2 separate regions of the Homo sapiens genome follow, and region 1 is linked to region 2. A link is a contact called in ENCODE Hi-C or POLR2A ChIA-PET data. All regions are on one chromosome and are shown on one strand. The core of a region is the stretch at or near the end of the contact, and the rest is flanking DNA. Distances in the headings are between cores, read along the strand shown. Region 1 overlaps RANBP3-DT (RANBP3 divergent transcript). Region 2 overlaps NRTN (neurturin).

Evidence for each region. Hi-C counts contacts between places; a loop is a spot of excess contacts on that map. ChIA-PET counts read pairs that join two places held with the same protein, here RNA polymerase II (POLR2A). Pooled maps may share reads with other maps.
Region 1: POLR2A ChIA-PET joins it to region 2 with 12 read pairs in WTC11. The contact joins two enhancer-like sites. A Hi-C loop is called at or near these places in 2 of 50 pooled maps. POLR2A ChIA-PET finds 5 or more read pairs at or near these places in 7 of 52 experiments (HEK293T, HepG2, SK-N-SH and 3 more).

Annotation. Positions count from the first base shown.
Region 1 is chr19:5,988,414-5,992,496 of GRCh38, forward strand. The region is part of intron 1 of RANBP3-DT (RANBP3 divergent transcript); the gene reads left to right. Among named protein-coding and RNA genes, the nearest start is that of RANBP3-DT, 12 kb to the left of the region's middle. Within about 2 kb of position 2,110, at least 2 of the 41 ENCODE cell types and tissues checked have a DNase peak (open chromatin) inside an H3K27ac peak, as active enhancers do.
Region 2 is chr19:5,825,904-5,830,171 of GRCh38, forward strand. NRTN (neurturin) reads left to right here. Exons shown (of 3, transcript NM_004558.5): 3 at 1,846-2,421. The coding sequence ends at 2,270. Among named protein-coding and RNA genes, the nearest start is that of FUT6, 12 kb to the right of the region's middle. RefSeq lists silencers at 795-1,089, 1,888-1,957, 2,128-2,457, 3,158-3,207 and an enhancer at 1,832-2,520. Within about 2 kb of position 2,253, at least 30 of the 41 ENCODE cell types and tissues checked have a DNase peak (open chromatin) inside an H3K27ac peak, as active enhancers do.

The sequences.
Region 1 (4,083 bases), core at 860-3,359, 160 kb after region 2:
GCCTCCCAAAGTGCTGGGATGACAGGCTTGAGGCACCGTGCCTGGCCCTTCCATCAAATATTTATTGAGCAACAAATACATATTGGGCTCTGTGTGCCCAGCCAGTGGTATGAGATGCCATTTGAGACATCCAAGTGGAGGCAGCCAGTGGAATCCCAGCTCCTCCCCGGGACCTAGGAAGCCCCCATCCCATGACTCTGCAGCCTTCCTCAACCTCCTGCCCTGCCATTCACTCTGTGCCCATGACACCAGCCTCCTCACTGCTCCCCCCACCCCCAACACACTGAGCTCATTTGCTCCCTTCCCACCTGGAACCGCCTCACTCAATATGTGAGAGCCACCCACACAGAGACAGTATTTAAAGCCACAAAAGGACGGTCACTCTTCCAAGAGAATCAGGGTGTTATTCCAAAAGAAGGCAGGATGGATGCTGGACAGCAAAACCCCACAAAATGTCCATGACAGGATTCCAGGAGGGGCCCATGATCTCACAATAAGCTGAGAACAACTCTCAGCCCTCCTGAGAGCCTCTGTGTGAGTGCACGTATACTCATGCATATATGATACTGTGGCTTTGGAGACCTATGCATATGCATTTTACATTGCAGCCCAATACCATAAATGCATGTGTATATGTGCACTCACACATACACTGAAATGAAAATTTTGCAAAGCTATATTTATCCTTATTACACCATCACTCCTGATGTTTTAGTTAGATTTTTATCCTGGTTCATTAGAAAAAGAAAGAGAAAAAAAAAGCCAAGCGCAATGGCTCATGCCTGTAATCCCAGCACTTTGGGAGGCTGAGGTGAGCGGATCACCTGAAGTCAGGAGTTTGAGACCAGTCTGGCCAACATGGTAACATCCTATCTCTATTAAAAATACAAAAATTAGCCAGGCACGGTGACACACTCCTGTAATCCCAGCTACTCAGGAGGCTGAGGGGGAGAATCGATTAAACCCAGGAGGTGGAGGTTGCAGTGAGCTGAGATTGTGCCACTGCACTCCAGCCTGGGCAACAGCAAGACTCTGTCTCAAACAAAGCAAAGCAAAACAAAACAAAACACCAAACCACACACACAAAAAACAAACCAAATCGGGTATAACTCACCAATTTGATCTCCACAGGGCTCCTGTGTGCCCCTGCTCCACCCCACAGCCACAACTCTCCCCCTCACTTGTACGATTTTAACAAGCACCTAATTGACCCCCCTGCTTCTGTTTCTTCCTGTGAATCCACCCTGCCCGAATACATCTTTCTAAAGCCCAGCTTTGATTACATCAAAAACCTCTGGTGGCCTCCTGCCTGAATTCCAGTTTCTTTGGAATTCCTTGTCACTCCTCTGGATATTTTTCTCTCCTCCATGGCACAGCACCTTCCTTCCCAACATCACCGTAAAAAACGCCTTCTCTGGGAGGCCCTCCTCACTCCCTCACACCCTCAATATTTGCTGAGCATGCCCGGTGATAGATTTGGGAAGTCCATTTCAACAAGGCAAATGATAGCTACTCACTCGCAGAGCTTATGGGAAAGACAGATTTGCAAACAATGACTATAAAGTATGGTAGGGGAAGTTGGGTCTAAGTGACCCTAATCTACCCAGAGAGCATCCAGGAAGGCTTCCCGAAAGAAGTGCCAATCAAGGTGAGTGCTAAAGAGGAAGGTGTCTCCCAGGCGACACTGGCAGTGTCCAGAGACATTTTTGCTTGTTAGGATTGGGCTGTAGTGCTCCTGGCAGGGAGTGGGTGGAGGCCAGGGATGCTGCTCAGCACCCTGCAGTGCCCAGTACGGGCCCCCCCAGAGAATTATCTGATCCCCCACCATCTGCGGTATCTGCAGTGCCGAGGGGTAGAAACAGCTCTTGAAGGCTTAGTCCCGTGCTTTCTGTATGTTGACCTTCTTTCTCACAACACCGTGAGGTATTTTTAATGTCTCTTTTCCAGTGGGAGAAACCGATGAAGGTAATTTACTTGAGGGCACAGTGAATGACCGTGGAGCTGATTCTCAAACCTGTGCAGTCTAATCCCTGCCACTCTGCCTCTCCCGGCCGAGGAGGAGCTGGGGAGTAGCAAAGAGGAAGGGGAGAAGCGCTCAGTTGGCGGCCATTTTGAGGAGCAGGGCCAAGGGGCGGGGCGGGGCAATGCGGGGACGGACGGTGCTGCCAAGGCTGTGATGGAGACTTGGGGAGGAGGTCTGGACGGCCAGATGCCGGAATGCTGTCTTGCTCTGCCGAGGGCCAGGCACCCAGGAGCTCTGGGCAGAGGTGAAGTCAGCAGCTCCTGGAGGGTGTTTCCATTGTGGGAGTGGCTGAGGTGACTGAGGGGGTAGAAGGAGGAGAGGAGTGGGCAGGACCCAGGCGCAGAGGGGCAGCAGCCAGAGGCAGGAGGAAAACAGGGGTGGCGGCGGTTGGCGGGGGTGGGGGGCACTCCAGCTGGAGCATCTCCCCTTTCTTTTTTTTTTTTTTTTTTGTTTTTTTGAGACGGAGTCTCGCTCTGTCACCCAGGCTGGAGTGTAGTGACGTGATCTTGGCTTACTGCAAGCTCCTCCTCCTGGGTTCAAGCGATTCTCCTGCCTCAGCCTCCCCAGTAGCTGGGACTACAGGAGTGTGCCATCACACCCGGCTAATTTTTGTATTTTTAGTAGAGATGGGGTTTCACCATGTTAGCCAGGATGGTCTCAATCTCCTGACCTCGTGATCCACCCGCCTCGGCCTCCCAAAGTGCTGGGATTACAGGGGTGAGCCACCGCGCCTGGCCCACATCTGCCCCATCTTAGCACGCTGGCAGTTGCAGTGTCTGGGGTCCCCTCCCATCTTGCAAGGGAGTTCCTGCCACCAGAAAGTTTGTGAAGGCAGGGACATCTCTGGGCCTCCCCACCCCTCCTTGCTGACGTCTGTCTGGAGGTCAGGGCTGTAATGGCAGTTCCATCATCACCAGGGACCCAGGCTCCTTCTGACTCATTGCTTTTCCATCCTTATCATGGGGCTTCCACCTTGAGGTCCACTGTGGCTGCCGTGCTCCAGCCATCACATCTGCATTCCAGCCAGAAGCCTTGCTTTTCCCATGTGTACAATGGGGATTACATCTACCTTAGGTCATCAAAAATAGGAGATGGGATAGAAGTGTCTAGTGTGGAGCCTGCTGTGATTATGGCCAGTACCCCCTAGAGGTGCTTGGTAAGACCAAGGTTCCCCTTTTTTTTTTTCTGAGGCGGCTGCACCCTGGGGACCTACCCAGAGGGCTTTGGAGGCACATGATGGCCTGCGGACCTCAAGCGGGCTCCTCTTTCCTGGGGCGCCATCCCCCATGCTCTGAGCTCCCGCTCTCCCCAGCCTCTCAGGCCCCATGGGCAGGGCTCGGGCCTCCTACTCTGGGCCCTGCAGTCCACACTGGGCCTGGCTCTTCAGGGGCTGGGGAGGTGGGTGAGTTGGCACTTGCCTAATTTGGCTCAGGGGTCTCAGCTGGAGGAATGTCTGAAATTGTGACCCAGCAGGGGGTGGGGCGAGTGGATTTCCTGGCTGATGTTGGCACCGTCAGGACACAGTGGGGTCCTGGAGTCCCAGCCCAGGGAAGTGAGAGGCGATTCTAGTGTCACCTGAGACAGAGAGGCCTGGGCTGGGGCAAAGGCCGAGTGTCCCTGGGAGCATACGGGGCACTGGCCTGGCACTCGGGAAACTGGCCTGGCTGACCAGCAACTGTACTAGCCTCTGTGGGCCACCCTCCCTCCCGCAGGTGGGCCCTGCCTGGTTCCTGAGCCCATTGCTCTCCTCTGTAGGGTTTCTTCAAAGTCCTATAGCCCCGCACCACAGTCCCCTGAGAGGGAATGGCAGCAACAACACGCTTCCTGGCTCCTACCCGAATCTCACCGAGTCATGCTCCTTGTGAAATGGGTCCAGGAATCGGCCATTTTTGAGCAAGCTCATGCACTGATTCTCAATGATTCTGAAGTTTGGCCCGAGTAAACCCTGCGGACAACCAGGGGTTCGCATCCGAGACTGGCACACCCGCTTCCTCCGCTAGATCCGAGTGGGTCTAGCCTGTAACAAATGTAAACAGGAGGCTGGGGCGGTGGCTCACGCC
Region 2 (4,268 bases), core at 1,003-3,502:
GTGGGCGGATCACGAGGTCAGGAGATGGAGACCATTCTGGCTAACACTGTGAAACCCTGTCTCTACTAAAATTACAAAAAAATTAGCCGGGCGTGGTGGCGGGCGCCTGTAGTCCCAGCTACTCGGGAGGCTGAGGCGGGAGAATGGCGTGAACCCGGGAGGCGGAGCTTGCAGTGAGCCGAGATCGCGCCACTGCACTCCAGCCTGGGCGACAGAGCGAGACTCCGTCTCAAAAAAAAAAAAAAGATTATTCATTGTTTATATGGAATTCAGATTTAGCCGGGCACCTGTATTGTATCGGGCAAGCCCACAAATGTCTGCTTCGATGCACCCCTCTGGGGTTGGGTGTGCCCCCTAACCCCCCAGCACAGTCCTGGCCACTCCAGTCCTGCTCCGGGGCTTAAAGAACACGGACTAGGTTGCTCAGTCATCGCCCACCCCCCGCACCGATTTCCCACCCTCTCAGCCCCGGCCAAGACAGAGATCATGGAAGCTTCATGGGACAGACAGGGAAACTGAGGCCTGAGGTTGCAAGTGGCGAAAGTGGCAGAGTCATGCTCTGAGGCTGGGTTTGTCTCGTTTCTGAGACCCCCTGTGGGAACAGACATCTCCTCCCCCACCAAACCCCAGGAGACAGACAGCCCCTCCTTCCCCAGGGCCACCCAGAGGCTCATTCTTTTGACAGCCAGGTGCACCAGCCCGGGGGGCAGGTGGGGACTAAAGATTTCCTCTCCCAACCACAAGCGTGACTGCCACCTGCTCTGGGGCTGGGAGTCCCCTGCCTGCAGGTCCGCCAGCAGCGCTGCCTGTCATTCCAGCGTCTGCAGTTCTCTCCCGGGGCTTCCGAGTTTGGGGGTGGAGCCACCGCTTGGGTAATAAATTTAGGCTGCCAGGCCCTGGGAATCGGTGACTTGGGCACCTCCTGGCGAGTGTGGGAGAAAGCGGCTGGACCTGGGCCAAACTTGGGTGAACGATGAAGGCAGGAAGAATGACCTTTAAGCCCGCCTCTGTCGCTCTCTCTCGGCCACCTGCTAATGATGTGACCTTGGGATGGTCCGTTTTGTCACCTGTCACATGGGGGTGGCCTTGACAGTAGCTGCTGCCACTCCATGGAGTGGGGTCCCCACACAGGCTTCGGATGCAGTAGGCTGCGGTACCTGCTGCTCCTCTGCATTCTGAGAAACCCAAACACCCCGATTCATTTCTTGGATAGGGAAACTGAGGCTCCACTGCACAGCGGGGCAGTGGGGATGGAGGGAGTCTGAAAAGCCCGGGGCCTCAGAGCAGACGTCGGGGCCTGAAGAGGGGGCTCTAGAGACCTATGACAACCTCACTAAAGAGGGATAGGGCATGGGAAGCAGCCCCCCAGTGCTGCCCAGAGAGGATGCACCAGTGTCCTGGGGCAGCCCAGCATAGGGGCGGGGTCCAGATAGATTTGCGATGGAGGACGAGGAGAATGGAGCAGCAATGGGGTGAGAGAGGGGCCCAGAGGAGGTGAGTTAGAGACCCCGGTCAGCTCAGCTCAAGGTGAGACGGGCTGGAAAGCGGCCCAGAAAGGATGGACCAGGTTCTGGGCAGCCAATATAGGCTCAGGGTTCAGAAAGGGGTTTTGGACCAGCGTAGGGGTGTGAGTGTGTACGTGCCCCCCAGTGCCGCCCAGAGAGGGTGCATGAGCAGCTCAGCAAGAGGGTGGGGAAATTTGGGACCTGGGAGTGAGACGAGAAGCCGTCTAGGCCTGGCGTCCCAGCAAGGGTCTTCGTTTGCAGGGGTACAGAGAGGGTAGGGGGCTCCCTCCCACCCCCTGCACCCACTGACCCCCCCTCCTTTCTCTTCCTCCCCTCGCAGACCGTGCACTCCTGCAGGGGGCCCCGGATGCGATGGAGCTGCGCGAGCTGACGCCCTGGGCTGGGCGGCCCCCAGGTCCGCGCCGTCGGGCGGGGCCCCGGCGGCGGCGCGCGCGTGCGCGGTTGGGGGCGCGGCCTTGCGGGCTGCGCGAGCTGGAGGTGCGCGTGAGCGAGCTGGGCCTGGGCTACGCGTCCGACGAGACGGTGCTGTTCCGCTACTGCGCAGGCGCCTGCGAGGCTGCCGCGCGCGTCTACGACCTCGGGCTGCGACGACTGCGCCAGCGGCGGCGCCTGCGGCGGGAGCGGGTGCGCGCGCAGCCCTGCTGCCGCCCGACGGCCTACGAGGACGAGGTGTCCTTCCTGGACGCGCACAGCCGCTACCACACGGTGCACGAGCTGTCGGCGCGCGAGTGCGCCTGCGTGTGACCCTACCTCACTCGGCCGGCGCGGCGGCCACTCCCCCCGCCTCGACGGCACCACTGGCCGGCCCCGCGAAAGACTGCGCGTGCGTAGAGCACGCCGGCGCGGCCCCGGGACTCTCGCGATAACTGTACTGAGATAAAGTGTGGCAACTCGAGCTGGCTGGTGATTCATCCTCGGCGAGGGGCTCGCGTGTGGGCCACGTCGCCGTCTCCACCGGGAAAGCGGGGACCAGTGGGGGGGGCCCAGCTGCAGGGTAGTGGGAGGATGCTGTTTGCTTTGGGGGAAGGGTAGATGCAAAGTGGGTCCAGTTTATGGCGGACAAAAAGGAAAATGGGGTGAATGGGGCTATGTTGGCAGGGACCGTCCTTCCTGCCTCCCTACGGGTCCCTCTGCCCGTCCCGAGCGTGTTCCGGTCCGCACCTCTTCGCTGTGTGGGCTTCTGGGGAGGGGAAAGGGAAGCTACGCTCGGATGAAGAGACCGAGGTCTAGGTGGACCCCGTTTCCCCAGCTTGTTCCCTTCCGCACCTCTCCGCGGTGCGGGCTTCTGGGATGAAGACACTGAAGTCTAGGTGGGCCCAGTTTCCCCAGATTGTCGCTGACTGCACCTCTCGCTTCTGGGATGAAGAGACTGAGGTCTAGGTGGACCCAGTTTCCCCAGCTTGTTCCTGACTGCACCTCTCTGCTGTGTGGACTTCTGGAGAGGGGGAAAGGGGGAGACACTGTGGGTGAGGAGCCTGAGATCCAGGTGGAATCAGTTCCCCAGCGTCTCCCTGTCCGCACTGATCCCGCTATGTGGGTTTCTAGGAAGGGGGAGCCACTCTGGGGGTGAGGAGAGTGAGGTCCAGGTGGACCTGGGCCTCCCTTATCCGACGGCCTCCTCGGGCCGGTCTTCGCCCACCAGGGTGAGCTGAAAGCCACTATCTCCTTCCACCAGCTACTAAAAATACCCGCACGCTGCCCACCTCCCGGCGGGGAGAGGCCTGGGGCGGGCGCCAGCCCCATCCAGCCCGAAGCCGGCGCCTGCTGGTGTAGAGCTGGGTCCCCAGAGACCTGGGTCCTCGGCCCATAAAAGCCCTGGCCGGGCCTCCACGGGGGGGATTTACGACGAGCCCCTGCGGAGTATGGAAAAAGCCCGGCTCGGTGTTTAGATTTCCCCACGGTGTCACCTTGATGCTTGGCAGGCCTCGGGTGTTGGGTTGCCAGAGCGCGGGAGGGGTCGGCGGGTCCCACGGTCGGTCTGAGGGGCGGGGAAGGGGCGGGCACTGCGAGCCCAGAGCAGGCACCGGCGAGGCGAGACTCCTCCCCTCCTGCCCCTCAGACTGGGGGTTCCCAAGGCTACAACCCTTCTCCTTAGCTGGGCCCCCTCCCCTCCTTCCCACACGTCTGCCCTTAGGACCACCCTCTAACCACAGTGTCCCTTCCCAGGCTCAGCCCGCATCCCCCCACCCCCCGCAAAGCTGGAGGGCGCAGATCGGAAACCGCCCCCAGGGAGAATCACCCAGCCATGAAGGAACATCCCTAGCCCCTGGCTCCCGGGGACCCACAGCTACAGCTGGAGACACTCAAGGCGGCTAATCAGCAGGACTTCCAGGGAGCCCTGAGAGCAGGGCTTGGCGGCCAGGCGGGTGATCTGCTTGGGAAGCAGTTTCAGGGCTGCCGCTGGCTGGGGTCCCCGCCTACCCCCGCAGTCTTCTGACTCTGAGGTTTAAGGTGGTGGATTCCTCCACCCTTTGGGCCGACTCAGCCCGGCCTCCGCAGAGAGGCCGGAGTTCCCAGACGCTGCGGAAGCCCAAGTGACGCTTACTCCGAGCCTCAGTTTCCCCATCCTAGATGGCCTGGCCTCAGAGAGGAGTGTTGTTCAGCCCAGGACACACAGCGAGAAAGCTGACCATCAGGGGTCTGCCGCCCCCCCGAAGCTCCCCTGCCACAGTGTGCATGTGTGTGTGAGTGTTGCCCACCCTCCGGGGCCTCCCGGACCTCGGCCTTCCTGTCTCCCACCCA